2 separate regions of the Homo sapiens genome follow, and region 2 is linked to region 1. A link is an interaction called in ENCODE POLR2A ChIA-PET data of the cell type or tissue named here. Cell type or tissue: endothelial cell of umbilical vein. All regions are shown on one strand. Links, peaks and the distances in the headings refer to the core of each region. The heading gives the core; the rest is flanking DNA.

Evidence for each region. Peaks named below come from ENCODE experiments on the same cell type or tissue, not always from the same donor. Only the 100,000 strongest peaks of a DNase experiment are listed, where the experiment ranks them.
Region 2: POLR2A ChIA-PET joins it to region 1 with 11 read pairs; 8 of 35 experiments call an interaction of 5 or more read pairs at or near these places.

The regions. Positions count from the first base shown.
Region 1 is chr11:28,751,076-28,767,126 of GRCh38, forward strand. No RefSeq gene overlaps it. Among named protein-coding and RNA genes, the nearest start is that of LINC02742, 140 kb to the right of the region's middle. RefSeq lists an enhancer at 15,263-15,764. In endothelial cell of umbilical vein, for the core only: no CTCF peak of the experiment used is centred there; DNase peaks (open chromatin) are centred at 6,136, 6,806 and 8,396; H3K27ac peaks cover 3,785 bases.
Region 2 is chr11:28,813,531-28,829,581 of GRCh38, forward strand. No RefSeq gene overlaps it. Among named protein-coding and RNA genes, the nearest start is that of LINC02742, 81 kb to the right of the region's middle. In endothelial cell of umbilical vein, for the core only: no CTCF peak of the experiment used is centred there; no DNase peak of the experiment used is centred there.

The DNA.
Region 1 (16,051 bases), core at 3,454-11,453:
CTACTGAATTTTATAGAATGTCTTGGGTATATTTTATTATAATTATATGTTAATTTTTCCCCTTAACCATGTAAATTTAATACATTCTAACTTAAAAAAAACTGTCGAGACAATACGTCCATCCAAAATTTATAAAAATAATGTTCTCCTTATGGAAAAATGTATGTTTTTTAATACACTATTTTGAATGGGTTCATAATATTATAATCACTTTTTTTTCAATTAACAATGTAATGGAGATATCTTTTTTTTTTTGAGACAGTGTCTCACTCTGTAGTCCAGGCTGGAGTGCAGTGGCACCATATTGGCTCACTGCCACCTCTGCCCCAGGTTCAAGAGATTCTCCTGTCTCTGCTTCCCAAGTAGCTGGGATTACAGGCATCTGCCACCATGCCTGGCTAATTTTTGTATTTTTAGTAGAGGCAGGCTTTCACCATTTTGGCCAGGCTGGTCTCCAGCTCCTGACCTCAAGTGATCTGCCCACATCGGTCTCCCAAAGTGCTGGGATTACAGGCGTGAACCACTGCGCCCGGCCCATGGAGATTTCTTTCTTGACATTGTTCTATAGCAGTCACACACCGGTGGCTGCGCAGTATAGTATTACATGGATAGATAATGTGTCATGTTGGAAATGTAGGTTATTTGTTTTTAGCTACTAAACACAGTGTTTTCAGGTATTATTCAAGGATATTTTAAAAAGACTTGCAGCAGGGCGCAGTGGCTCACGCCTGTAATCCCAGCGCTTTGGGAGGCCGAGGCAGGCGGATCATGAGGTCAGGAGATTGAGGCCATCCTGGCTAACACGGTGAAATCCCGTCTCTACTAAAAATACAAAAAATTAGTCGGGCGTGGTGGCGGGCGCCTGTAGTCCCAGCTATTCGGGAAGCTGAGGCAGGCGAACAGCGTGAACCCGGGAGGTGGAGCTTGCAGTGAGCAGAGATCGTGCCATTGCACTCCAGCCTGGGCAACTGAGTGAGACTCCGTCTCAAAACAAAAAACAAAAAACAAAAAACAAAAACAGAAAAAAAGAAAAAGACTTGCAACCTGATTTTTTGCAAAGTGTGACTTAACTAATTGAGAGGAAACCCTTATTCACAGTCACACAAATATTTATTTATTTTCTTTCATCTGTCACAGCATATGCAATTTTATTGTCAACATTTAAAATCTTTGCTAATTTTCTACTCATCCTTAATGCATAACAGTCTATTTAAGAATTATTAGCCATGCATGGCTCTTTTTCTCCTCAGAACACTTCATAATCATGTAGGTTGGTTGGGTTTGAAAATATAGGATTTCTATATGTTTCTGTCCTTGATAGAGAAGAGAATTGAGGGGCAATTAGAGAGGAAAAACTAGAGGACTGTGGCAAACACTGTGAAGTAAGATAGGGCAAAATCATCATCAAAGAATCTTCCTCCCTTAGGAAAGTTTATCCTCAGAAACAGTCTTTACCTCAGATCATCTCTGTCCTTCATTCATCCAGATCTTTATGGAAGGTCATTTCTAGAACAGATCAAAAATTAAGTAGTCAAAAGAAAATGTAATACTTTCTATAAAAACTGTATAACTTCTAAAATAAACCAAAAGTAGCAATTAGTCAATGCACATCAGAACTGTAGAAACACAGAGTATATCATTAAAATTATTTGCTTTTGAAAAAGTATTTTCAGTCTTTCTCTAGATTGTGGAAAGCATCTAGCTTTTGAAAATGGAGAGATTTAGGTATATTGTTACAGCTTGGTAAGTAAGTCACATAAACTCTCTGAGGCCCAGTTGTGAAAATCGTAAAAGGTGAATGTGAAAACTAAAGGTAACATATGGAAAGGTCTTTGCATAGTGTGGGACACCCAGTAGGTGCTCTGTAAATGGTAATCAATTACTGAGCTAGCACTGTTGTTGATAGTAGGATACATAAAATATGTGTGGTTTACAGATTAGAAAATTTTCATACTTTTTCCTCTTAATGTTTTAAGAATTTATATTTCTCTTCCAGCTACTATTTGTTTATATTCATTAGTATTCATCCTGGAGAATGTCTTGGCATAGTAGATTATTGATGACAATGCTTCCTGTCCTACTTTTTGTTTGGAAGCAAGATTAATTTATATGCTGATTAATTTGGGGGGCTGGTTACCTTACTCCTCTGCTTTTGTCATAGATATCATTTGTTTGTAATCAATTTTCCTTAACCTTTATACACTTGAGGAGATGGCACATGAATACATTACTATTTGCTTCATACTTTCATTCATAAGACAAGTAGCAAATGAACAGGATGTCGAAAAATAGGTAAATTGGACTTCTGTTGGAAACGAGATGGTTTCAAATTTATAAAGAATTTTTGAAAATTCTTGCTAGCATGTGTATAAATGAAAATGCAGATATAATATATATGTATAATTTTAATAAATAAATATGTATGAAATTAGGAGAATGGCATAGCATAAAGAGTGCTCCCCCCAAGCCCCCTGCCATTTCACCATCCCTGCTTAAACTGTATATGTAAATTTAAGATAAAGAGAGGACCTCTAAGACTGATTTTTTTTTTGTTTGGTTGGTTTTTCTATCTCAGACCTGCTACTTAGTTGGTCTATTCTAGAGGAAATTCAAGCCAAGTTTTGGAAATGCATTTCTTTCTTGATGACTTTCAATCCTGATATTTTACAATGATAACACTGTTGAAAGTCTTTCTTGAATAATAATTTTATTACATTAGTTACCCAACAGTTGCCTTGAGTGGTAGTATGGGGATATTATATTACAAATAACTGATACCTTGACAGCCTGAGTTTTGTTTGTTTGTTTGTTTGTTTTTTGAGATGGAGTCTTGCTTTGTCGCCCAGGCTGGAGTGCAGTGGCGCGATCTCGGCTCACTGCAAGCTCTGTCTCCCAGGTTCACGCCATTTGCCTGCCTCAGCCTCCCCAGTAGCTGGGACTACAGGTGCCCACCACCACGCCTGGCTAATTTTTTGTATTTTTGGTAGAGATGGGGTTTCACTGTGTTAGCCAGGATGGTCTCGATCTCCTGACCTCGTGATCTGCCTGCCTTGGCCTCCCAAAGGAGATTTTTTAATAGTGGAAACTATAAATGGATATAGCTCAATGTTGACCATGATTCTGAGATTGGGTCTTAACTCATCTAACAACTTTTCCTAACTCATCTAGTAACTTTTCCTAACTCATCTAGTAATCCTGTGAATGATCACCAACAATTATCAGCATTAGTGGATTTTTTCTAGCTGTCTCTTGTCACTAAAGCTTTATTATGGGGTACAATCACAAAAGGTCATTCAGGGAAGTAGAAGAGTTACTAGGTAGTAATTCAGAAGACGGAATAAGAAGAAGGAAAGACGGAAGATAGGGAGACAGGGAGGGAGGGAGGAACAGAGGGAAGAAGGGAAGGAAGGAAGGAAAAGAAGAAAGAAAAAAGAAGTAAAAAAGGAAGAGAGAATAAAGGAAAGGAAAGAAATTTACAACTAATCTTTAGCATGTCTCAGGCTAAAGGCTTATGTATGACTTTGGGTCCTCAGAGCCTTTTGAGGTAAGAATGTTTCCCATTTTGTAAGTGTATGCATCTGCGGTGCTCATAGAAAGATCTCCAGTGGCAGTCTGTCAGTGTAATGCTGATAAGGCCACTGTAGCTGGAGGCCAGTCATATGCCATGGGCTCTCATCATTTATCTTTTGGGATACAAGCTTCTGTAACTAATAATGCAAAAACAAAAGAGGCAGAATATGGTTGTGATGAGACTCCAGCTCAGGACCTAGACTGACTCAGTTTGAATCTCAGCTCTGCTACTTACTAGTGGGATATCCTTGGGCAAACAGCTAAACCTTTATGTACCTCAGGTTTTTTTTTTTTTTAATGTGTGAAATGATGATAATACAGTCATGATATTTACATCATAGGGTGTTTCTAAGCATTGAATGAGTTAATATGGAAAAGTGTCCTGACACATAACAAATAATATGCAATGACTGCTGATATGATTGCTTTTATTTCAGTCAGTCAAGTTTATTCTATCTTTGTAAGTTAGTAATTTCAGAAGATGACACCCCTCCCCATTCACTTACTACTACTTTATGAAACCTTTCTTGCATTCCAACCAAACTGAACACCTTGTTCTTGCAGGAGTCTCTGTCTTTGAATATTGCTGTCCTTTGTGCTATTAATTCTGAAATCACATTCAGCTCAGCAGAAGTTTTCATCATGAAGTTGACTATCTCCCCCAGCCCCAAAGAAGGCAGTTTAGCAGCTTCTACACACCTCTATCATGACACATCATTGTATGTATTGTAAAAGCTATCAGAAGCCACTGCTTACCTCACCACCACCTGAAGCGTAGCTCCTTGAAGACAGAGAGTACAGAATGTATGGCACTTTTTGCCCTCTGAGACCATAGCACAGTGCCTGGTACACAGAGGACTGTCAGTAAATGACAAAAGAATAAATGATCCTACCACCAGGAGGACAGTAATCCAGGTGAGATAAAGTGAATGAAGCCTAAGGATTCAGGGAATTGAAAGGTAGGTATGCAGCTGTGGCAAAGACTCATATACAATATTTATTTGCCTCTTTAGCTGTCATTAAGCTATAAAATAAAACATGTATTTTTAAGTGCCTTATCAAAAATATCAAGTAGGCACTTTATATTTGACATCACATTTAATATCTACAAACAACTCATGCAGCATATACTATTACTAGTCCCGCTGATTGATAAGAAAGAGGCTCAGATAATTAATACAGCTGTCACTTGTTTAAGTTGCGATTAGCCCCCTGACCATCCTGACTTCAAACTCTATACTCCATCTTTTAAATTGATTCCATATACATACCGGCTTTCAGGTTGATACATAGGTTATTTTCATGAAAAATATTTTACCTTGTTCAAATGAAGTATTGAGATGCCTCCCAAAGGTGAAATCTCTTTTCAGCCCAATCTTCATCCAACCCATTATTCATCCATCCCATTATTTCTGGGGCAGAATGTAAGAGTACACAGTGCTTTTTAACTTCCTATTTTATTTTAAAAAATAACATTTTAGGCTGAGCGCCGTGGCTCACGCCTGTAATCCCAGCACTTTGGGAGGCCGAGCCGGGTGGATCATGAGGTCAGGAGATTGAGACCGTCAGGCTAACATGGTGAAACCCCATCTCTACTGAAAACACACAAACAAATTAGCCGGGGTGTGGTGGCACGTGCCTGTAGTCCCAGCTACTCAGGAGGCTGAGGCAGGAGAATCACTTGAACCCAAGAGGCGGAGGTTGCAGTGAGCTGAGATCGCACCATTGCACTCCAGCCTGGATGACAGAGAGAGACTCTGTCTCAAAAAATAAATAAATAAATAAATAAAAATAAAAAAATTACCAGATATTTCTAAATTCAGGGAAAACCCCATTTGAATTTTTTAAAGTTGGTGCCAATTCCATCTGGTTTTAAAAGTGCCTTGAAAAACATCATACTGAAAACAAACATTGACAACTACTACTAACTCCTTTGAGAGACATATTGGAATGAGCAGATTGTCACCCTTTAAATGCTGAGCCTTTAAGTTAGGATGGAAGCCCTGCCTCACTTGCCCATCCTGTCTGTCACTGGTAGGGAATCAAATCACAGAAGCTGAACAACCAGAACCGAGTCTTCTAAGAGGCCCAGCTTGGCTTCTTGTTCTGTGCAGATGAGTAGAAGGTGGTAAAGAATATGAATGACAATTATTGGTTTGAATATTTTCCAAAGGTAGAATTTGCAAGGCTATTGAAATCCTGTTAGACAAGACTTATTGCCTATGCATTTACAAACTGTGCAATTTAAGATAGGTTAGAGTGAATGTTATGCTCAGAGCTGCTAACAAGGAGGCCTCTCACCAATAGGCACTGTACAATATTATGGTAATCTTTTTGGGGAGTTTGTGGTAGCCAGCCTTTTTGCTACACAGTAAGGATCCAACCTTATTCCAAGTTATCCCTCTTGTCCAAAGTAGGACCAATACTATTCATAGGCTATAAACTTCTTACTCATTCCATTTCTGTAATTATGTCAAGGGAAAGGAATTTTCTTCAATTGCCAAGTAAGGAAAAGTGGCAAGTAGTAGAGGTTAAGTTCAGGTCATTGTGATGGGTGAGAAATTTGGGCTGGAATGTGGTCTTCCCGATGTGCCAGTGTTCATAATTTTACACTCTTCAACCTACTACTCTCTGATGTGAGATGTTGATGACTTCAATATAGGAGAATCTATGGGACTTCTCCATAGCTTGTGAGATTAGAGCTTGTTCCTCTGTGAAGCAAACAGGGATTTCTGAACTTGGATACTTATCTTTCGAGATAAATGAATTTTCTGTTTATTTTTCTCTTTCTTCCAAAGCTGGAAGAAAGAACTTGTAAGAGATCACAGCAATATTCTCCAGTTATTTTCTTCTTACAATTTAGGAGGAGAGAAAAATGTATTTAGTCTATAGATAAAACCTGGTTTTGAGATACTCCATTTCTCATCTTTAAACCTGAGATAGTTCTTAATATTGGAGCACTCACTGTTTTCCCAGTTTTTGTATGAAATTATTCATATAATATTTACATTCTCATACAGTTTTATTTTGTTTTTGGTCTCTATTCCTTTCATTTTTGTTTTAACCTCAACATTAAGCCTTGCTTTTACTTACCGATATTAGTGACAGGTTCTGTAAGTTCAAGTGCAATATGTTGGGCATCACTGAAAGCAGCTCCATATCATACTGACCTTCCTGGAGAAGGTAAAGCACAACTCATTGGTTTAATCATTGCATTCCATAAAGGAAGATGTCACTTAGCCAGCTTTCCTTTCAGTGCCAGAAAATCAGCTCAAAGTATTTTTCTTCAGATAAGTGAGCATGCTTGTCATAGCTTACTTACGCCTGTTAAATCTTTATATGAAATATTTTACAGAGAAATATGTAAATATTTTGACTGCTTGTGCCATTCTTTTCAGACTACTTTGCAGATTACACATGGGTCTCTATATGAAACAAGAAGGAAAAGCAAGCAGAAATTTCTTAATGTAGCGTTTTTCATTAATGAAGACAGAAAGGCTAAAAGAAAAAAATGTTAAATGGAGTCTTAATGTAAATAGTCAAGAAGAGTGATATATACCCTATGGAATAGCCTCAAAGTGATATCAGTATGATGGAAATACATTATAAGGTTCTCATACAGCATATCTACTTACCTTTTCTTCTTGACAGCAGATAAGTAAACCACGGCTTAGGAGTAGATTTGCCAATGTATTTTACTGGAGACTTTTGTAGTAAGACTTTTTACTAGTTTGTTACAGCTTATGTGAACAAAATGTCTGTAAACCAGACTTTAATCTTAGAAATATATATATATTTTTACTACCTAGCGTCAGCAGATATTATATATTCTGAACACAGAGCAGAGAAAGTGAGGGAATTTTCCCCAGTCAGTTCTTATTTAATCCATAAAGCCAAGTCTTTGTGTAATTTCAGCTATTTAATTTTTGCTTTTTCATGATTGCCATTGAAAGAATAAGATAATGTTGATGACATTTGAAATATGTTAAGAGGACCAATATCAGCTGGGCACGGTGGCTCACGCCTGTAATCCCAGCACTTTGGGAGGCCGAAGTGGGCAGATCACCTGAGCTTGGGAGTTCAAGACCAGCCTGACCAACATGGAGAAACCCTGTCTCTACTAAAAATACAAAATTAGCCAGGCGTGATGGCATATGCCTGTAATCCCAGCTACTCGGGAGGCTAAGGCAGGAGAATCACTTGAACCCAGGAGGCAGAGATTGTGGTGAGCCAAGGTTGCAGTGAGCCAAGATCGCACCATTGCACTCCAGCCTGGGCAACATGAGCGAAACTACATCTCAAAAAAAAAAAAAAAAAAAAAAAAAGAGGCCCAATATCATGGTATAATTGTGCTGGTCTACTGTCTGAAATAACATGACTGTAGATGTTTTTATCAAATGACAAAATGATGACTGGTATTTATCATTTTATACCCTTCAGCCTACTACTTTCTGATGTCAAACATTGATGATTTCGGCACAGGAGAATCTTTTATATTTTTCAATGAAAAATGTTTTACTCAGTTTTTGTGGGTTGAAAATATAAGTGTATAATTTGGCTGAGAAAAACATTGCATCACTAACATTTGCTCATGACTGTGGAGCTAAACAAATTATCAGTCAAGATCTCTGGTTTGAAGCAACAGAACCTATCTCTGGCCTTAAGAAAAAGGAGATGCATTGGAAAGACATCAGTTTCCCAGAAGTGACAATTAACTTGGTAGTCTAAGGTTTAGAAAACCAAGAGTTGTAAATCAAGATAGCAGGAAATGTAGTCAAAATCATGCTGCAACAACTTTCTGATCCATGAACTCTGGCTATGGGATCATCTAACAACCCTCCCTCCCCCATTTCCTCATTCTTTGCATTACTTAAGATTCAGAGTTCCAGAACAAACACCTTATCAGCAAAGCCTAGCTTATTGGCCTGTTCTGTGGTATAGCCAGGTAGAGGAAGGTCCCAGCTGCTGTGGTTGAGAAAGGAATAGCAAAAGGAATCAAGAACTAGAAATCATCTTCCAACCACATTGGCACACAGTAAAGGACTAATAAAAATATTGGGAAGTGGATGATGGTAAGTTGGAAAGTGACAAATGTCTATTCCCCAAAAAATATTGTTTCGAAGTCATGGTGGGTTTTTAGACTAAACATTATCATTCAATAGCTGTGAGACCTTGGATAAGCCTGTTTTTGTTTGTTTTTTTTTTTTTTCTCAGTCTAAAATGACAAATTTGACTTATGGTAGGGATGGGAAGTAAGTGGCAATTACATTGCCATCCCTCTTTTTCCTATGCCAGACATTACTAATTGATCATTGTATTCTTCCATCCTGAGACCAGATATAACCTCAGAATCATTCTCAATATAGTACTCTGGCAGCAACTACCAAATTATTAGAGCTGATAAATAAGATAAAATCCCACAAACATCTCTGAACTAGAGGTTAATTACATTTCTTTAGAGTGTCAATGTTCTTTGAAGTTCCAGGACTAAGAAGTATTGTTAGTTAAATTATTTTAGAAAATTAGAAAGAACCTAGACCAGGCAGGAATAGACTCATAAAGTAGCTAATCCAGTAATGTCTGATTGAAGTGAAAGAAAATATTTTCAAACTTGACTAGCTTTCATTATGAATGTTGAGATGTTGAAGGAAAACTTTACTCCATTATGGAATGTGCTGTTTATCCTCTGCCTTAAGACCATAAAGATGATTCTTTGAACAAAAGAAAGATAGGACATTGGTCTGAGGTTTAAAACTATATATTATATTGCTGATGGTAAATAAATATATTATTACTGTAAACAAATTGCCATTCACCATGAATTATTTTGTTAATGGTAGAAGAATCACTATTTAAGTAGTCTTTTAAAGTTTGTAGAATGCAAGATCTAAAATGGCTCAAAAATCTACCCTAGAATTTACTAGTATATGTTATTAAACTTAATTACAGGTTCAGCTATTTTGTTCAGATACATATATTTATTACCTTTTTTATTTACTAATTCGAGTAATGAGTTACATCAATTTGTTTAATACAGTTGCTGCCTCGGGATCCATTTTTATGCCAGACATAGGTATTTGAAATTCAATTATACTCCATCACCTTTGGCCTAGTTAAAACTTTTCCTCTCTGTGTGGTTCTTTGCAATATAGCCCTCTGTTCATTTCACTGACCCAAAACCCAACAAATCCCAAAGCCGCTGACCACAATAAACCTAATGGTTAACACCTGACTCATATAAGTAACTTTCCCCCTTCGCATGTGTTTCCTTTAAACCAGTCAATTCAAAACCCCTGAGGAAAAGCAAAACAGATAATGCTCATGAAGCTTAATAAAAGCCTAGTCCTCTCTCTCCTACTTCTCTCCTGCTGGTTGAGAACGCTTGCTATCTCTGCGCTTCCTGTTGGCTGTTGTGAACATCCTTTTTTCTTGTGGATTTGTAAGTAATCAAATGCTTCTGTTATGTCATGTGTTTTGTTGTTCTGCCTCCTCTGTGTCTCACCTGACCAACATGCTCAAACGTAACACTCCTTTTGGTCAGGGCTCTCCTACAAAGTGGCTATCTTGGTAGAAATAAACTGGATACAGGCCAGAAAAGAGCCACAGAACATCTGCCAGTATAAACAAGTTTTCTGTGAGAGGCACACCTGGTCATGGGGTGGGCACTTAACCATTAGGCTGTCTGCCTGGATAAAGAATCATCCCGTGAAAGCATACCGTAAACATCCAAGACCACCTTTGCTGGAGTTCTAACAGAGCAGGGATAGAAAGAGGCTTCAAGACAGAATTAGAAGAAAATCACAACATGAAATATTTTGTATTTAGATTTTTTTTAACCTCTTGAGCTACTCAGACTGTATTGATTTGCAACTTAGGACAAGTGACAACAGACAGAATAATGATACCCAGGAATTACTAGCCTCCAATGGCAAGCAGCGTCTTTTCTCTACCCAGTAGATTCCACTTTCTTCCAGGTGGGCTGTGTTTGTGTTTATCCACACATCAAGGTTTTGGAATGGGAAAAACCTGTAGTATAGCCTTGAACCATGCTAGGGAAATATATATCTGTTTCAAGGGAAATTCTGGCATCAACAAATCACAAAAAAATTTTCATTTAGACAATTTTTGGACACTAGCTTTCCGTAGAGGACCTGGAACAAACTTAGTTTCAAAGGCCATCCTACCTCTGTGATACTTGCAGTAGAGTACAAAAAGGACCACGAATTCTTCTCATTCATGTATGCATGCCCGTTAACAATTCATCTTTGCAGTTTCTCCTTTAAAGGTAGATATGGGGTTTATTTCTCTACTCCTTGGATATGGGTTGGCCATCTGTCTTAGTTTGGTCAAAGGATTGTTAGCAAACGTGATGCAAGCAGACCCTTAAAACGTGTTTGCATTATGGGGCTTTTCTTCTTGCTGTTCTTGGAAACACTGAGACCACCACCATGTGGATTGGGCTGAGCTAGCCTTCTGGATAATGAAAGACACATGGCAAGATTTTCTCTCTCACTCTAGCTAGCATCCAGTCCATCACTAGCCATGTTAGTGAGGCCTTCCAACATCATTCAGGCCCATCTTAGCTGGCTCACTATGAACTGCACAATTAACTCTCAAAAGAATAAGAAATAATAAATCTTTGTTGTTTTAAGACACTAAGTCTGGAGGTAAATTTTATAGCTCCAGTTGTTCCTTTTTGTCTCCATATTATTCAAGCAGGATGGGTTTGCTTACCCTCATAGGCATGGTACAGAGATAATCTTTAGAAACTTTTTGGGTCTTCCCACTGATTGGCAATCAATAGAATGCATCCTTAGATGTACTGGAAAAAACTAGTGATGCCTTTTCCATATTTTTTATTTAAAATAAAACTGGACTTTTGGGTTTTCATTATTTCAGTTTATGGCATTATTATTTTAAACAAACACACTATATATTGGAGTTCTTTTTCAGGACAAGCAATGATACAGGCCAAAGCACTTTATGCAGTGAAAGCTTCATAACTTCAGTTATTCCAAATGATTGCAGAAAAGTAATTTCTCAGCTTTTTCAGGGTTAATTTGCCACATGAATTTAGTGTGGCATTGAAGAGTAAAAAAGGCAAAAGACGAAGATTGTCTCAAAGAGAGGAAAAGAGCCTCCATAATACTTAAGCTACCCAATACCTTTCTCAGAGGAAGCTAAACTTATTTATAGAGTTTATAAAGTCATTTGTTTGAGATATTTTGCATAGATCCTAACATTCCAAGCTGTATCTTATCCTGTGTCCCAGGTCCGGTTGATTAATGCCATCTCTCCTCTGTCCTCAGGCTATTTCTAATACATTAGTCTTTTTTCCCTGGAAATTGTTGTCCTCACATGCAGAGTTCTTTCCAGAATTTTTATGTTGTAACTGTTTAAATTGATCCCTTTTAAAAGTTAGCTACTTAGTTTATACACACACACACACACACACACACACACACACACACACAAACTATATATGTCATACTTCTCTGTTTCTCTTTGTGCTTTAGAAATGGTTTTCTGGTGGAACATTGGCTAAAGACATGTTTGGGAAAAATGACAAAACAAAGCATAGTAATCTATGGTTGGAGAGATAGTGCCTAAATTATATATTATATTTGCATTTACAAAAATGCTTTTGGTTTTATCATGTTTCAGTAATGTGATCATCCTTTGGGGCGTGCAAATATGCTGCTTATGCAGTTCTGAAATCTTAAGTCTGGGATTATGATGCCAATTATTACATATTAGGAACTATGGAGAAGTTGACAGAAAGTGCTAGTTTTATGACTAGACATATAGTAATATTGATGCTGCATTCTTTAAAGTTAAAATACCCAGACTCAATGTAGAACCAGTGTTCCCTGCAAAAGTGAGAGTAAGGTCACAGTAGTGCCTATGGCAGTTGGTTTTGAGGAATTACTGGTAAGAATTCTTTTTGCTTGAAAAATTCAATTGATCAATAACAAGACTCACACAAAAAAGTTTCATAACTTTTGGTCCAACATCTTTTGGAAGTGACATATAATATGCAATGTTTTCTTTATAAGTCAGTAGGGTTTGTGAATGCATTTATTCTGGATAATTCAAGTTCTCTTCACACTTTTTTTCCTCCAAATTGTTTCCTCCACAATGAGTATACTGAGCATGTATTGGAACATCCACTGGTTAACTTTGAACAAGGTCTTGTAAAATCCATTGACTTCTGAAATAGGGGCAGCAGGAAGCAGAGGTATCTCACAGAAATATATTTTCCAAACTCCTTTCCAGTTGGGACTGGCTGTAACAATAGAAAACAGCACCAGGTGAAAGATATTCTGTTAACAGTGGATAATGCAAATTGTAACTTGTAATTAGTAACTTGGAATCCCTTTTGCTTTGTCAGAGGGACAACAGGCAAAAAAGAATGAGACATCTGAGATTGGAATGAAATGGACCACAGCTGATTGTAATAAGATGATAGGATCTGTGAAAAAAATAACTGTTTCTGCCTGTTGCTGAAAAGAGACTTAAAACCCGGGTTTTAGCACTGTGTGCTTTCTTTTCAATATCTAGGAAAACCTTGTTAAAAAATCAAGCAAGAATCTTGACTGTGCCTGATGTAGTAGGACAGAATCAATTTTCCTTGTCCCTAATTTTTTTTTCAGAAGTCAATGGGGACAAACTTGGCTTTCAACATGATTTGTAACCTCCCAGTGGGATGTTTGCTTATAGGTATCCTTAACTGCATACAACCCAAATCAGTCTTTTATCATCATTAAGCCTCTCCAGTGCTTATATGGGAATTATGAGAATATGAGCTGCCCTGGAAGGATCTTGCAGACAGAGCCAAAGTGCAGAATCACCTTCTCCCCAACCAACTGTCCTATAGGCAATCATTCTATTTCATTAGCTCCTGCAATTATAACAATGCCAAAAAGGAATTGGTTTTATATTTTATTTCTTCTTTGATCCATTGATTGTTCCATAGTTTATTTTTCACATATTTGTAAATTTTCCAGTTTTTCTCCTGATAATATCTGGTATACCAATACCAATGAGCATACCAATGTGGTTGGAAAAGATACTTGAGATGACTTCAGTCTTCTAAAATTTATTAAGACTGGTTTTGTGGATTATCATATGATATATTCTAGAGAATGTTCTGTGTGCACTTGAGAAAGTTTGTTCTGCTCTTAGATGGTATGCTCTGCACGTGTCTGTTAGGTCCATTTTGTCTGAAGTATAGTTCAAATCCAGTGTGTCTTTATTGATTTTCATATGGATGATCTCTCTGTAATTAAAACTGGGTTATTGAAGAAACCTGTTATATTGCTGTCTGTTTCTCCCTTTTATGTTAATATTTGCTTTATATATTTAGGTACACTGATGTTGAGTGCAAATATATTTATCATTACTATATCCTATTGATGTATTGAAGCCTTTATCATATAATCTTCCTTGTGAGTTTTTGACTGAAAGTCTATTTTATCTTACACAGGTATAGCCACCTGCTGTGGTTTAAATGTTTGGCCCCTCCAAAATTTGAAATTTAATTGCCACTGTGAAAGTATTGAGGTAGAACTTTTAAGAGGTGCTTAGGTCATGAGGGCTCCACTCTTAGGAATAAACTAATGTCATCAATGCAGGAGTGGGTTTGCACCTCTTGATTTCTCTGTTGCCCTCTTTGCCCTTCTACAATGTAATTATTTCCTCCATGTTATAAGACAGCAGAAGGCCTTCACCAGATGCTGGCACGTTGATGTGGGACTTCCTAGCCTGTGAGAACTGTTAGAAACAAACTTCTGCTCATTATAAATTACCTTGTCTGTGGTATTCTGGTAGAGAAGCAAAAAATGGATTAAGGCAGAAAAATGGTAGTAGAGAAATAGGGATGTTACAAATAGCTAGAAATGCAAATGTAGCTTTGGAACTGGGTAGTGGGTAGAGGCTGAAATAATTTTGAAGTGAATGCTGGAGAAAGCCTAGGCATTCATGAGTGAAGCATTAAGGTAAATTCTGGGGGCAGAGCAAGATGGTCAAATAGAAGCTTCCACTGATTGTCCTTCCACAGGAACACCAAACTGAACAACCATCCACACAAAAAAGTACCTTCATAAGAATCCAAAATCAGATGAGCAATCAGTACCTGGTTTTAACTTTATATAACTAAATGATGCACTGAAGAGAGTAGGAAAGACAGTCTTGAATTGACACCACCCTTCCCCCATCCCCTAGCAGCACCATGTGGTGCAGAGAGAGATTCTGTGCATTTGGGAGAGGGAGAGCTCAGTGATTGTAACACTTTGTATTGAAACTCAGTGCTGCCTTGTCACAACAGAAAGCAGCATGGGGAAGAACTCACCTGGCACCCAAGGAGGGAGCATTTAGAACAACCAGAGGAAAATTGCCATTTCCAGGGGTTGGAACCTAAGTTCTGACAAGTCTAGTCTCTGCAGGCTAAAGTGCTCTGGGGTCCTAAATAAACTTAAAAGGCAGGTTAGACCAGAAGGACTACAATTCCTAGGTAAGTCCTAGTGCTATGCTGGACCTAGAGCCAGTGGACATGGGTGGCATGTGACCTAGTGAAACACCAGCTAGGGTGACCAAGGAAATACTTGTGGCACCTCTCTCCCAACCCCAGGCAGTGTACCTCACAGTTCTGGGAGGTACTTCACAGCTCTACCTGCCTTCCTTCCTCTTAAGAAGAGGAGAGGGGACAGTAAAGAGGACTTCATCTTGGAATTTGCATACCAGCTCAGCCACAGCAGGATAGGACACTAGGCGTACTCCTGAGACACTCATTCCAGGCCCTAGCTGCTGGGTTATATTTCTAGACAAACTCTGGGCTAGAAGGGAAACTGCTGTCTTGAAAACAAGGACCCAGTCCTGGAAGAACTCATTCCCTGCTGGCTGTAGAACCCTTAGGCCTTGAAAAACCATCAGAAGTACCCAGGCAGTACTTGCCACAGGCTGTGAGTGAGACTTAGAGTCATGCTGGCTCAGATATGACCCAGCACATTCCCAGCTGTGATGGCCATGATGAGAGACTCCTTATGCTTGAGACAGAGAGAGAAAAAAATAGAGAGGACTTTGCCTTACAGCTCAGGTACTAGCTTGGCCACAGTGGGGTAGAACACTAAGTAGGTTCCTGGGGTGCCCTATTCCAGGTCTTGGCACTTGGAGGATGTTTCTGGACCTGCCCTGGCCCAGAGGGGAGCCCAGTGCTTTTAAGAAAGAGTCCTAGGCCTGTCGGTAATCACTGCAAGCTGTCTGAAGAGTCCTTGGGTCTTGAGTGGACATTGGTGGTAGCCAGGCAGTATTCCCCATGGACCTGTGGTGGTGGTGGCCATGGGGAAAGACTCCTCTGCCTGTGGAAATAAAAGAGAAAATTGGGAACCATTTTGTCTTGTGGCTTGGGTTCCAGCTCAGCCACAGTAAAATAGAGCACCAGATAGATTGCTAAGGTTTCCAACTCCAGGCTCTGTCTCCCAAA
Region 2 (16,051 bases), core at 5,383-13,382, 64 kb after region 1:
ACAAATTAACCAACTAAACCTCATTTCTTTCTCCAAAATATGTCTGCTTCTCTTGGAGTTTATTCTGGATTTATTATTTTTTAATTCTTTTGTAAAGGAGATTTTGCTTCTCATAGGTGAATTTGACTGCCTCAATTTTAAATTTATGCCCTCATTCTCCCTCCTCACTGCCCCTATCCATTCATTATCGTATTTGACAAGTCTACTGTGTATCAGATACTCTGCTAGGTACAGACTATTCAAAAATGAATGTAACACATAGTCATTATTCTTTAAACAGGATCTGAAGGGGAGACAGAGAAGGACATATCATATTAAAGAAACACAATGTGGTATAAAGTAAATTACTATGAACTATTAAATCAGAGATGGACCCTAACTTTAGCTAGAGAGATCAACAAATCTTCACTGTAAATACAAACTTTGGATGTGATGGGTGGGGTTGTGTGGGTGGCACCTCAGCCAGAAGGAAGAGCAAGTGGAGATGGAGACCTGCATGTGTCTTTTGCTCTTGCTGTTTGTTCCTCCTGGAATGTCACCCCACCCTCTGCCACTTATGTTCCTTTTCCATTCCTGTCCCCATTCCTAGGCCACCTGTTGAATCCCATTCCTGTTTTATTTGAAGGAATAAAAGGGAATAAGATGAGGACAAAATTAAGTCTTAATGCTTTGATGTGATACATAATCTCATTTTGATTTTTCTTGCTTCTCCAAATAAATAACTTAACCACTCACTCATATAAACTTAAGTTCTAGATATTCCAGGTTTAACCTCATATTCCCCTTTATGGATTCTCCTGTGTAAAAGGAAGAGACAAGACTCGGAAATCTGATAGATCTTAGTGTGAATTCTAGAGCAACCATGACAATGCATGTGACCTCGAATGGTTTTATTGCTCTCAATCCTATTCAGTTGGGATGTCATAAATTTACAATAAGACAACATGCAACTGCTGGGTGCGGTGGCTCACACCTGTAATCCCAGCACTTTGGGAGGACGAGGCGGGTGGGTCACGAAGTCAGGAGATCGAGACTGTCCTGGCTAACACGGTGAAACCCCGTCTCTACTAAAAACAGAATACAAAAAATTAGCCAGGCATGGTGGTGGGCTCCTGTAGTCCCAGCTACTCAGGAGGCTGAGGCAGGAGAATGGGGTGAAGCCAGGAGGCGGAGCTTTCAGTGAGCGGAGCTTGCGCCACTGCACTCCAGCCTGGGTGACAGAGTGAGACTCCCTCTCAAAAAAAAAAAAAAAAAAAAAAAAGATGACATGCAACTAATTTATTTAGTAGGCTAAACATAGGGTGGTTCAATGAGGAAACTATTTTATTTTTCTACCCCCTTCAGACATGCTCTGTTGGACTTCGCTTACTCTAATAATACCTAGTGATGAATCTACAGCTTTAGATTATTTTAACAAGAGTAATTCCATTTTTGCCATAAACATTCAGTTTCAGGTAGTTATGTTTTTCATGACTTCAATTGTAAACTTGAAACTTCAGTCTCAAATATATTCCACCTATATTGGGAAGACAGCATGGTTTCTCCTTTTAGTATCCTTTTTTCCTCCATCTCCCCTCTTTCCTCACCCTTCAAGCTCCTTCAGCGTTAAGGAAGAGAAGAGGAAAGGGATGAAAGTGGTTTCTATTTACCTTGCCCTGTTTGAAGTTCTATTTTGGCTCGTATTATCTGTCATTTCCTCTGTTTTGGCAAATGTTCAAATGTTCATGTTTTCGTAAGGCACAAATATGTGGTTTGGTTGAATACCCATCATAGATTTTCACACTGGACAGTTGATAACACAAAGGCATTTTACACCTGGCCTGTTGAATCTTGTCCTAGTAGTTTACCCCGAGGTACTTATTGTACCCTTATACCTTGGGTAGTCTCAATAATATGCCTCAAGCTGGTTATCTGCTTATGTCTTATGGAATCTACTTGGCCCAAAGAGACTCCATCTGATATGGTTTGGCTCTGTGTCCCCACCCAAATCTCATCTCAAACTGTAATTCCCATAACCCCCATGTGTCAAGGGAGGGATGTGGTGGGAGGTGATTGGATTATGGGGATGGTTCCCCCATGCTGTTCTCATGATAGTGAGTTCTCATGAGCTCTGATGGATCTGATGGTTTTATAAGTGCTTGAGAGTTCCTCCTGCACACTCACACTCTCTCTCCTGCTGCCTCATGAAGAAGGTGCCTGCTTTTCCTTCCAACATGATTATAAGTCTCCTGAAGCCTCCTCAGCTATGTGGAACTGTGAGTCAGTTAAACTGTTTTCTTTATAAATTACCCGGTTTCATTATTTCTTTATAGCAGTGTGAATATGGACTAATACACCATCTTTTCCAAACATGAACAGGAAAAATTATTCTATTTGCTACTCTTTCCTATTGTCTTACACTTTATGGCATCTCTTGTCATCCTCCCACCTTAAGAATTTTCTGATGAAAAGCAAATACTAATCTCAATTCAGGATAAAACTCTAGAGAATATATATCCAGGTCCTAAGACATTTCTCCCCACACTATGTTCTCATGAAAACATTGAGCTGAGTCTGTGGGTTTCTCTAGGTCATCAAGCATCCAGCCATGGAAGAATATGACATTTTTTTCTTCTTTCAAGCATTCTCGATGTCTGTGAGTTTTTATTTTGGTCCTCTGCATCTCTTGGCTAGTGGCCAGCAGAGAACCACCTACCTCTTCTCTCCCACTAGGGAAGAGAGGTGGACATGTTTCCCAGTAGGCTGGCAACTCTTCTCCATCCGACCTTATATGAACTGGATGGGGTGATAGGCTGAAGGTTGAAGGGCTGGCGTGGCACTTTCTATGGCACCCAGATAACTCTATTATATCTCCTTGACTGCTGCCTTCAGAATGCTGTGGGACTTATCTCTCATTGTCTGCAGATGTGTAACTTGAGCCAAAATGCTCATACAACAGGAAAGTCCCATTTTTATACCCAAGCTCATATGTAGATTTTATAGCACAGTACCTGGCCCATTAGAGGCTCAGAAATGTTAGTTTTGATTGATTGATTAATTGATTGATTGATTTTTACTTGCAAAGGTTCATGTGGGCATTTTTGTAATGCCACTCTTATATAACTTTTTAAAGGGATATTTAAACCTAACACCCATATTCTGGCATTTTTTAAATGAGCAAGAGAGCTAAAAGAGAAAAAAAATTAAATCTAAATCTTAAGAACTGCTTGGGGGAATAAAGAAAAGTAATACCTTTCTGCCTTGAATATTTTTTCCTTCAGTTCAGAGGACTGTGGGCCTCATTTACACTTGCCTTTTCCAGAAGTTAACTTGTAGCTCAACTTACCTGCTTTTAGAACAGGTTGATTTATTTTACCTTAGCATACAGCTAGTGCATTTGAAATTGCCGATGAAAGGTACTGTCAAATCTCTGGTCTATTTTGATACGATTTGTACTTGTAAGGCAATCTGCCCATTAGTGTAGAAAAAGAGAATTGGGACAGCACCTCACAAAACCATCTCTGAAAGCAAGCACGCAGTCCCAGAGTCTACTGGGCAGGAATTTATATTCTTATAGCATTTTGACTCAGCACACAAATGTGGGATGTATGGGGGTGTTTGCATTCGGAGCCAGATTGTTTGCCTACACCAGAGGCTGTCCTAAGAGATTTGTTGAATCTGCCTTTGCTTACAGATTGGAATTCAGGAAAATTCATTTAAATGCCATATTACAGCATAGGGTTTTTCTACATTTTATCTATGGCTGCTCAGGTAAAATGACCTACCAATGATCATAGTGTATCAAAATGTATCCGGTTGTGTGCCAATTAGGTGGAATATAATCTGTCCCTAACCTGCTTTTGTAAATGTATCCCAAAACTGTACTATTAAACCAGAGGCTATTTGTGGACCATCATATACAGTAATTTCCTCTTCCATCCATGCTATGAACTCTGCCACTCTACCCCACTATCTTACCTCAAAAGATGCAATTGTATTGGGAAAATACAAAAATTATAATCTGGAGTAAATTAAGCATGAGTTAAAAATTTTTATTTGTGAGAGATTAAAAATCTTACTTTTTCTGAGCCTTTTTCAAATAACTACATTTCAAAAAACACCTACAACTCAGTTTGCTATGAGGGAAGTAATGAGGTAATATAAACATAGGGCCTAGAATGTTATTTGGCATTTAATAGGTGATCAGGATCTATTAATTCTCTTTTTCCTTTAATGCCAAGATAAGACTTATTTGCTACTCTCATAGTTAGAGCTATCAGTTAGCACTATCAAAAAGAAAAAAAAAATGTACTGCAATTGTTCCAGCCTTGGATTTTGGGGAGCCAGCATTACCTTCAACTGGCAGTGCCTCAGGGAGAGGGTAGGAGGCAGCTCTGGTATTGTTTTTAGCTCCTGTGTAGTCTTATTTTGAGATGTGTAGAAGAAAGCCCCTTCTTTTTGGTCCTTTTTGTGTTATGAATATTGTTCAGGAGGACACAACACAAATGGCTGCAGTCTTCTTTGCCTCCTCATGGTGAATTTTAAAGATGAAAGTTTCTACTGGGGTTGCTGTCACCTCTGAAGATTTGTAGAAGGAAGGTGTTTTATGAGCACATAGAGGTTTAGGATTATGGCCATGTTGGCCCCTTTTCTTACCACCTACTTTACTTATGAGCACAAGGAAGGGGAGAGATTATGGATGTTAGAGTCAGGCAGCTGGGGAAAGACAAACTTGGGGTCTTATCCCAATGACTTCAGGCAAGTTATGCAGCCCATAGCAGGCTTCTTCCAGTTCTTTGAGCAGTCAGATTCTTTCCTGCTCTTAGGTCCCTTGTCCCTTCAGTCCTCTCTCATGGAATATTGTTCAGGAGGACACAACACAAATGGCTGCAGTCTTCTGTCTCCCCTCTTCTCCTGATGGACTACGTCTCTTTCAGGCTCAGCTGAAGATTTACTGTTTCAGAGACATCAGTTTCAGGTTGGTTCCTCTTCCTCCTTTAGTCTTAGCATAGCTCTCTGGTTGCTCCCTTCACCAGTCACAATTTGAATTGATATATTTGTTTCTGTACTTGATTGTTGTGCACTCCCCTCCACACCCCTACACTAAGTTAAGCTCTTCAGAGGTAGAAACTAGGTCTGTCATCTCACTACATTTCACCCCGTGTCCCACATAGTGACATATAAAAGGAGCGCAACAGTATTAAAGCAATGAGCAAATGAATTATCTAGCCTCAGTTTCTTCATTTGTAAAGGGTATAATCATAAATATTTGGTTTGTGATTTACATGAGCTAGAAGTGGGAAGGATCTGGCAGAGTGCCTGACCCAGTACTGATATTTTCATTAAAAATACATAAGCTATTATTTTATTAGAGTCCAACAATTATATAAATTGGGCAAATTTGTTAGCCCTTCAGCCTCTTATACCTCACCTGTAAAATGAAAGCATTAGGCTATTTCACGGGTCTCCTTTACATATATAATTCCTTGTAAGCATATAAAAACATATCTATAGCTAGATATTTAAGCAAAGAAAGCATTGTCTTGTCTTGATTATACAATTAAAAATGTTATACTACAACATGCCCAAATATTTGAGTTATTATATAGCAAGAATGCAAAACTATTTGTTTTCCACCGGGAAATTTATTATCACCCAAGAGAAAAGGGGAATATTTCACTGGTTGTAATTCTGTGAGGCTTCCTAGCAATAAAAAGAGGAGCTGGAAATAACACGATTTCTCTGCTGTGAATAAACATGTATAAAATTCACTGCAAAATTAACAGCTTTTACCATTTATAAAAACTGGGATTGCTTCTTCCATATTTCTAGCTTTGCTATTCTGGGGGAGGGGGTTGGGAAGATCCAATCTTCTGATTTTATATATGTCTTATTCCATTTGTGTTGCTATAAAGGAATACTTGAGGCTGGGTAATTTATTTTTAAAAAGAGGTTTATTTGGCTCATGATTCTGCAGGGTGTATAAGAAGCCTGGTGCCAGCATCTGTTTCTGGTGAGGGCTTCAGGGAGCTTCTACTCATGGCGGAAAGTAGAGAGCAGGCGTCACATGGTAAGAGAGAAGAAAGAAATGAAGGAGGAAGGTGCCAGATTCTTTTTAACAATAAGATCTGGTGGGAACTAATAGTTTGAGAACTCACTCGGTAATGCACCAATAGCACCAGGCCATTCATAGATCCACCCCCACGATCAAAATATCTCCCAGTAGGCCCCACTTTCAACACTGGGGATCAGATTTCAACATGAGATTTAGAGGGACAAACGTCCAAACTATATCAACATATTTGATTAAATTGCTTGCTCATCTAAGAGGAATTATCAGGAAAGTTCTCCCTTGCCAATGATAACACATCTTTTGTCTCACTACCTGCCAATTACAAGGCAGTGGGGAAGTATTTCCTCCTGGCTGCCAGGTGACTTGCTATTGCAACAGAACATAATGCACTGCACCGTAGGCAAGGATTGTTTCAAACTGCCAACCTGACCCAGACAAGGTGTCTTACCAAGATGTCTTGGGAAAAACGTGTTGCAAGAACGTATAGACTCATTTTCCTCCTTTTGTTTTCTGTCACTCTGTGACTTGCTGCATTTTGGCTCTATTTTCAACAGTTTATAAATAACACTGATAACAAAAACAATAACTGACATGTACTGAGGGTTTACTTGGGGTACTGTATAAGTACTTTACATGTTAAATATTGTTATTTACTCCTAATGTTGTAGAAATTATTTTCATCTACCCTTTGCAGGTGAAAAACTGAGGAATAGAGAGGTTAAGTAACTTGTTCTGAATGATAACGTTATTAAGTAATAGAGCCAGGGTTTGAGTGCAGGCAGTATGTTAGAAGCCCATACTTTTAACCACTATATTTATAAATGTCAACCTTGGTATGAACACTTTCAGTAGGTAGCTTCTAAAATGACCCCCAGTGATCCCTGCCTCCTGGTATTCAAGTCTTGTGTAATTTTCTCCCCTTGTGCAAGGGCTGGATCTAATATGTAATGACTTGCTTGTAATACACAGAACACAGAAAAAAAAGGAGAGGTATCACTTCTGAAATCAGGTTATAAAAGTCTATGACTTTTTTCTTTCTCTCTTCCCTCTGTCCTATAGAGAAGCCCACTTAGCAAGGAACTAAGGGTGGCTTACAGGCAACAGCCATCAGAAAATGAGGTTTTCAGGCCAATATCTTTTGAAGAACTGAATATTGTCAACAGCTACACAAATATGCATGCCAGTAAATCCTTCTCTACTCAAGCGTTGCAAGGGCTATGGATTTCATCAACACATTGAAGCCTTCTAAGAGAACATGAACCAGAGAACCTGAATCCAGTTAAACTGGAACTGGATTCCTGACCCACTGAAACTGTGAAATAATAGATGTTTTAAGTCACAAAGTTTTGGGATAATTTGTTACACAGTAATGATAACTGATTTAACACTCTAGCAGTTTTATTACTTACCCCTTGGTCTCTCTTTTCCACTTCTTTCCTTTCTTCTTTTCTCTCTTTCTGTTAAGTTCTCTCTTTCTCTCAGAATTTTTCTTTCCCTCCACCCTTCTTTCCTTTTTCTGAATGCTTGTTATGTGTCAGGCAATATTTTCCACACATTGTCTTATTTAATCTTCATTGTGATGAGGTACACATTGTAATTTTTATTTTACGGATCAGAAAGTAGAGCCTTAGGGAGTTTATAGAATCTCACTGCTAGCAAATAAAGAATTAATGTTTATACATAGCTCTCTGTGCTCTCTTTTTATACTGTTATATCACTTTCCCCATAAATTATTCCCTGATTGATATAATCTGTAAACCATAATCCTATAAATAAAACTAATCACTGTCTTGTCTATGACACCTCTTTGAGTATCATATAAAATAATTGCTAGTAATAGATAGCACTGTTGAGTGGCTTCAATATGCCATGCACTGTGCCAAGAACTTTATATACATTGTCTTATTTAATTCTCATAACAATGATCTGAAACAGGTTCTATTTCCATTATTTTGCAAATGAGAATAATTGAGGATCATAGAGGTTAACTCACGTATAGTCACAGAGCTGGAACATTTGTGTTATACTTATTTGCTTTTATTGTAATTATTTTTGTCTGATTTCCCCAGTGAACTTTTAGCTCCAAGAGGGCTTGCATCTTTACAGACCATAGCACTTAGCACAGAACCTGCCTGTGTGGGTGCTGAATGAATGTTTTTTGAGCTGAACTGAATTTTGACCTCAAGTCCTCCATTCTGTGCATATCAAATTTATTCAGAGCAATGTAAAATTATTATTTTTTACCTTATACATTCAGTATCGGTTTTTTCTTGTTTGGTAATGTGTTGAAAGGAAGAGTTGCATTTAGTCTTAGGAGAAAAGTGAAATATCAAAAATCTGATATTATTGACTCCTATAACATCCTAGGCTCACATAACATATAGCCATTCAAATTTTCTTTATTTTTTCAGTCTGTATCTCTTACAAACTTTGCAACTAAAAGTGATATCTAGAACTGTGAATTCTGAGATCCTACAGGATTTATAGCTATTTAATAAATACCATAAATGTATTGTTCTTATTCCTAATTGAAGGTAATATACAGGAATAATTTCTAACCTAGGATTAAAACCATATGATAGACAGAAAAAATAAAATTATGACATAACAGGAAAACTTTTTAATCAAACTCCCACATTTCGGTAAATGGAATAATTAGTATTGCTTATCTTGGAGATTTTTACTGAATTGTTTGTATTGTTTCATAAGAATTTAATTTTTAAATCATGTTAATTAATTCATCCATTTAGTTAAGAAACATTTAATGAATGCTTATTATGTGCAAGAAACTGTTTTAGTAAACCTTAATACAGAAATGAATGAAGCATGGTTTCTGTGTCAAGGGTCTCTCAGTATATTGAGGAAGATAGATGTAAATATAAATAGTTGCAGTATCATGTAAGTGCAGAGGTAGGTGCGTATTTTAGAGACACAGATAAGAGAGTTTCTACTCTCCAGTTGGGGTATATCAAAATAATATGTGGCATATAAAACTTTAAGCTATTCATATGTATTTATATATGCTTCCAAACTCTCTGGAATTTTCTCTAAATGGGGAAATATAAACATAGAAATTACCAAATAAAGATAGACATATTGGAAAGCTTTGACTCTCCTCTAACAAATTCCTACCAGCTAATGAGTCACCCAGAAATATGACACATTTAACGTTATATCTCGGTGTGCTAACATTAGCACAAAATCACACCAGGAGTGTGAGTGTGAGAACCGTAGGTACCTTTTTACTCTTCAAATGTGTCTCAACTTTGGAGACACCTGTGCTAAATAGCTTTGTGCATATCTGCTGTGATGACTCAAATATTTTATAACGATGTGGCATTGTACATTGCCAGATTTTCTCTGTTGAGATTCAGGGGGAAACCCAGCACTGTGGTATGGAATATGGAATTTTATGAAGATCAAATAGAATTATTCTTATCCACAAGGAGCTTCTGATCTAGCAGAATTATGAAATAGTTACTCTTGTTCAGGGTTACACAGATACTACTTTTTAAATGCAGAATCATAACATATTTTCTGTTAAATTCCTTATGTAGAAAAATGCTCTAATATTTGAAATAACAGTATTATTTGTCAAATTAAGCCATAACCCTCATATTGTCTTACAGATCACAATTCCTTCTTCTTCTTTGAACATTATATTTGACTATACAACCCTCCATCCCTCCTTGTCACTATCATCTGTCCACTATCTTATTCATTGTCCTCTCTTTGAAGACATTTATTTGCTGCTTGATGTTCATATTCCAATACTACTATCATCCTAGTTAACTTATACATCTACATGAGGAGCACAGCTAATACTCTGAACTTGAGAATGGTGTGCTGCTTCTGAAGTGTGCTCTGTCCAAAATGAAACTCATGACCTGTTTCTCTACTTTATCCTTCTCATCAGTTTTCTCCACCTCCATACTGCAGTCCCTCAAGATGAAGTACTGATGATCTTAGCTTCCTCTCCCTTCCAGTCCCTCTATTCTATTATCATAGAAACCCATCAGTTCATCCTCAAGAGTGTTTCCCCTTTTCACTATTTCTTTTTCTCTCTTTTTCATAGTTCTTGTCATATAGCTGTATTCTTGCTGGTCTTTCATACCGTAGCCTGTTTCCCCTCAAATCTACCCCCGCCAACACCCTTAGATGATCTTCCTGCATCATTGTTTATGTCCATTATTCATTTTTGGCAAAGCACACAATGGACCACTAATTACTATTGTGTTTCATTCAGCCTGTTTTCCCCTTCAGTGTACTTGTTACCTTTTTTATTATAAATTTTTTGGCCACTCATTTTAGAAAAATTGGAAAATACTGGCATGTTAAAAAATAGGTAAAAATTCCATATTCACACTTTGTAATGTTTAGTTTCCCCACCAAAAATGTGAAATAAATACATTCCATATTTAAATGTAAACTTATTTTCTGTCTCTCTAGAGATTTTTATAGCTTGCTTCATAAAGGTCTTTCATATTTATTCTTTGCAGTGTTTCTGGATTTTTTTTTATAGCTATGCAACTCAAAACTTAAAATATTCTCAAACTTATTATTATTGTTTTATATGAAAATGTTGAAATGTGTTAATCTGAAAATATTGTTACTCATCTTTTAATGATTCTAGAAATTTTCGTTTATCTTCCTGGAATTTCTGTGCATATAATCTTGCATTATTCAAATAATGGTAAATTTTCTACCCCTTTCGTTTTAACATATTATGAGATAAAGCTTCAGGAAAATGCCAAATAATAATGGAAATATTCCACATTATTGTCTTGCTCTTGATGTCCATGGGAACAACTCCAGTGTTTCATTATGAAGTATTATATTAGATATTATGGTATTATATTCATAATATTCTTTTCTTAGCTTTCTGAGAGTTTTAACCAGGAACAGCTGTTTAATTTTTATCAAAGGCCTTTTTTTTTTGCCATCACTTGAAAAAAACGTGTGTTTTCTCATTTAATTATTTTTGCAATGTAATCTTTAATAAATTTTCTCATGTAAAATGAATGTTTCTTATCTCTATCAGCTTGTGGATATGATTTAAAATGTATTATGAATAATTTAAAGGTTGCTGGCTCATTGATCAGGAACTCTGCCCTATTGACAGTTGTAAACCAAACACTACCCTATCCCAAATCTTAGTGATTTTATTGTTTTTATTTCCAGAGAGTATTCAATAGATGTGTTCAGAATTAACGGTATGGTCTTCCACTCTGGCCTCCTTATTGATGCTGAAATTTCTTGAAGTATGTGTGGCCACCTCTTCTCTCAGCTGGTGGTACCCTTTGTAAGAAAGATAACCTTTGATAAAAGGTGCTTGCTTTATTATGGATTCATGCCACATATTCCCACAGATTAAAGCCCTGAGGACACCAAATGTCTCTGTGATTGTTTCCAAAGTTTCTGCACTACCAGTTCTATGCTGAGTTTCGTAAGGAAATAGGGATTCTTCCTAACTCTTTATCCTTGGGATGCGCAGCAACATTTCTTGGATATTAAAGTATAATAATGTATATTGAGTCAAATGAATGTCTGGGAGTCATAGATTTTGAGCCTAACAAATTCAGCTAGGTCATTCTGATGTAATTATAATAATATTATTAATGAACAAACTTACTTTTAGTCAAATTTATCTAGCTGTTTAATCAGATTTTCTATTGAATTAAATAGCTTCTCCCTTCTTTGAGCCTTTTAACCTCTAGTTCTTTCTAACCTGCAGTTTCCCAGGTCCCATGTCTTCCTACCTAATGATTTTGTCCTTTATTTTCCTAGAGTATGTCCTGAAATATACAGATAGAATTTGTGGAAGTTTAAATTTCTTTTATTTTCCCTTTTAAAAAAATTGACTAATTATAACTATGTGTATTTATGGAGTACAATGTGCTGTTTTGATACATGTATATAATTTGGTATGATTAAATCAAGCTACTTAATATATCTATTACCTTGCTTGCCTATCATTTTTTATGGTGAGGGATTTGAAATTTACTTTCTTAGTTATTTTGAAATAAGTTATACATTTTATTGACAATGGACACCCTGGTGTGCCATAAATCTCAAATCTATTCCTTTTGTCTATCTAAAACTTTATATCCTTTAATAAGCAGCTTCCCTATTTCCTTCCTCTTCACTGCCAACCTGCTCTGCACCAAGCCTCTGATAACCATTGTCTACTCTCTACTTCTACAAGTTCAACTTTATTAGATTCTCCATATAAGCAAGAGCATCTTTTTATATTTTTATCATAGTTTGGGCTGTTTCAACAGAATACCATAGACTGGGTGGCTTAATAAACAAGCATTTGTTTTTCACATTTCTGGAGGTTGGAAGCCTGAGATCAGGGTAAAAGCACGGTTGAGTTCTGATGAGAGCCATCTTCTTGGTTTGAAGATGGCCATGTTTTTTTCTGTATCTTCACAGGGCAGAAAGAAAGCTGGCTAGCTCTCTGGCCTCCTCTTAGAAGAACAATAATTCCACTCATGAGGGTTCCCCCTTCATGATGTAATTACGTCCGATGACCCACATTTAAATACCATCACACTGGGGATTAGGTTGCAACATATGAATTTTGGGGTGACACCTTCTGCCTGTAACAATTCAGTATTCATTAACATGTTTTTATAGTTTTAGTTTTATACTTTTGTCTTTTAATTTCTTTAAGATAATTAAGAGATTTACATACCATGGTTCTGTATTACAATACTCTGTATTTGTCTATATATTTGCCTTTATCAGAGAACTTTATATATTAGTTTGCTTTTGTGTTGCTTTCATGTATCTTTTCATTTCAACTTGAAGGACTCTCCTTAGCATTCCTTATAAGGCAGGTTGAGTGGTAATGAACTCACTTGGCTTTTGTTTTCTGAGAAAATCTTTTGTTTCTCTTTCATTTTTGAAAGATAGTTTTGCCACTATAGTATCCTTATTTGGTAGTTTTTTTCTTCCAGCACTTTAAATATATCATCCCACAAGATTTCCTAGCCTGCAAGGTATTGGCTGAGAGATTCACTAATATTTTAATGTAGGCTCGCTTGTGTGTGATGAGTTGCTTTTCTCTTGCTCCTTTCAAAATTTCCTTTTTGTCTTTGACAATTTGATCATAATGTGTCTTAGTGTAAACTACTTTGGGTTCATCCTATTTGGGATTCATTCATTCTTGAATATGACAGTCCATTTCCTTCTCCAGATTTGTAAAATTTGGGGCCATTATTTCTTTAAATAACTTTTATTTCCTGTTTTATCTCTCTTCCCCTTTCTTTGACTCTCATAATGTATATAGTTTTCCACTTGATGGTTTCCCGTAAGTCCTTTATGCTTTAATTTTTTAAATTATTTTTTCTTTTTGCTCCTTTGATTGGTTAATTTTTAATGACCTGCCTTTAAATTTGCTGATTCTTTCTTTTGCTTGATCAAGTCTGTTGTTAAGACCATCTAGTGAAATTTTAAATTCAGTTATTATATTCTTTAGCTCTAAGATTTCTCCTTGATTTTAAAAATGTTTGTCTCATTATTCTCATTTTGCTCATACATTATTTTTCTGAGCTCATTGAGCATTTCATGATGGTTATTTTTAATCATTTGTCAGGTAATTTATTTACTTTTGTTTATTTACAGTTGGTTTCTTGAGGTACATTTTATTGCTTTAATTCGATCATGTTTTTAACTGTTTTAAAATTCATGCATTTGGAAAAACAGCCACCTCTCCCAGTCTTCATGGACTGGTTTCATACAGGAAAGATCTTCACCAATCAGCCCCGGTTGAGATTCTGGGGGCCTCTCATACCTTTTCTATGGATGTGTCTTCTCTGAGTTTGTATGTGTAAATTCCCAATTAGAATGATTTGTTGGTTTCTTACCTCAGGACCTCATTCTGTCTTGTTCCCTCAGTTGCTTCTCTGCCTCATTGCAGGTTCTCTGGAGCTGATGCAACTCACACAGTTTTTTTTTTGTTGTTGTTGTTGTTGTTGTTCCTAGCAGTTCCCAGAATTCCAGATTATTCTAGGCTCCATGAATGCTCCAAGGTGGGCAAGACAGAAATTAAGAGTAAGTTCTATCAATGAGCTAAAAGGCCTCATATGATTGTATGCAAGCTCCACTCTTACATTTCCCCACTGAGGGAGAGGCTGCTATGCTGTATTGGCTTCTGTCTGTTGTACCACAGATCTCTGGGAGCAGCAGCAAGCCACCTAGTTCTCTCTTGTTCTCTTTGGTCCCTAGCAATCTAGGGAATGCCAAGTCCTATTCCCATCCTGAGACAGGTGAGACAGAAACTAGTCCCTCAGGAAGCCCTCCAAAATGATAGAATGTTGGACACATTTTCTAATTCTTTCCCTCCTAAGGGAGATGCTAGAAGTTAGGAATTTTCTTCTACTTTTTCTGTGTGGCGCTGGAAGGGAGGAACTATGGCAGTGAGTATGCACTAGTCCAATCTTTTGCCTTTATTCTGCATGGCCCTTAACCTGGCACCCTTTTCTGTCACTAGTAAGAGTCAGGCAAGGTGGAAACCTCAGAAAGCCTCCCACCCAAAAGTCTGAATACTGGAAGTATGTTCCAGGCTTCTGTATCCCTACTGAAGGAAAAGTTGAGAGCTGTTAATTTTCACTTGGTCATGCTGTGCTGAGCCATTGTGAAGGACTATACCAAATGAATACCATGAATTTTCTTACCAATTTGATGCAGCTGGTTGCATGTTTGCCTGAGGTATAGAAGCCTCTTAGCTGATTTGTGGAATTTGTTCATGTATAGTTGTTGAGTAGGTGCCTACATGGAAAAAGGAAGGTGTGGGGCTTCCTATTTCTCTATCCTGCTGATACCCTTTATATTTTTAAGGCACAGATTTTAATAAATATGCTTTAACTTGCTCTTACTATCTTATCATTTATATTCTCAGTGACATTATTTTTTCTAATATTTTCTCTTGTAAACTAAAGAAAATTGTGTTAAATTGTTGCTCAGAAATTATTATTTTCTCCTTGCATTTCAAGCTAGTTTTGATGTATTCTTTCTGAAGTATTTATGATGACTTGGAAAGTCTTTGTAGAGACTCAAATTACTGCACTATACAGTAAGAAATTATACATTAGATATGATTTTATAGAATCAAAGAGGAAGAAATGGCTTTTTCTAGTATTAATGTGGCAGTATGTACGAAGTAGCTGAAGGTTTCAGAAGTATTAGGACTTATTATTCCAACGAAAAGTACTTTGGTTGGTTGGAACATCCTAGACACATGGGTAGGTGAAAATGAGAGATATTTGAAAATCATTAAAGAAAATATTTTAAAGATTGATATAGGATATGGCAATTTACTAGATTTATGAAGGGCATAAATGATTGTTTCCTGTGCTAACAATATTTTAGATGTAAACACAACAAAGTTGCTAGCAACAAAATATTTTCTTCAAAACAAGCTTTGCCTGATTACTAAAACTTTATATAGTACTATCCAATTAAAGGAATAAAGTGATTCTGAATTACATTTGAATTGTGAATGTTGCTCAGCAGGTATTAAATTTTCACGTAAATTACAAATTCATAACTGGATTTCATCTTTCCTTTCATTGCAGTTTTGTTCTTGCCTGTCTGAATGACACATGATAATGTGATTAATTACTCTAATTTGTCTTCAGCAAATCTTAATTTCATAGTTGCAGAGTGTATAGGTCGTCATCTCCTAACAGATATAAATCTAGTTAATAAACACATGTGATACACTGAATTTACTATAATATAATAATCCATGCAATGAAATCAGGATGTAGCAAATTAAAACACAAATGCTTAAGTAACAGTAGCAAAGATTAAGAATGATGCTCTTCTTTCAGGTTCTGCTTCAAAGTATATGCATTATCAGAAACTTTTTAGTATCCTCACCAGCCCAAGCTACCATAACCTTTTGGCTACTTCGATTTCCTCCTAATTTGTATTTCTACACCTACCCTTGCTATTCTTCCATCTGTTTTTAACATCAGAATGTTCCTTTTA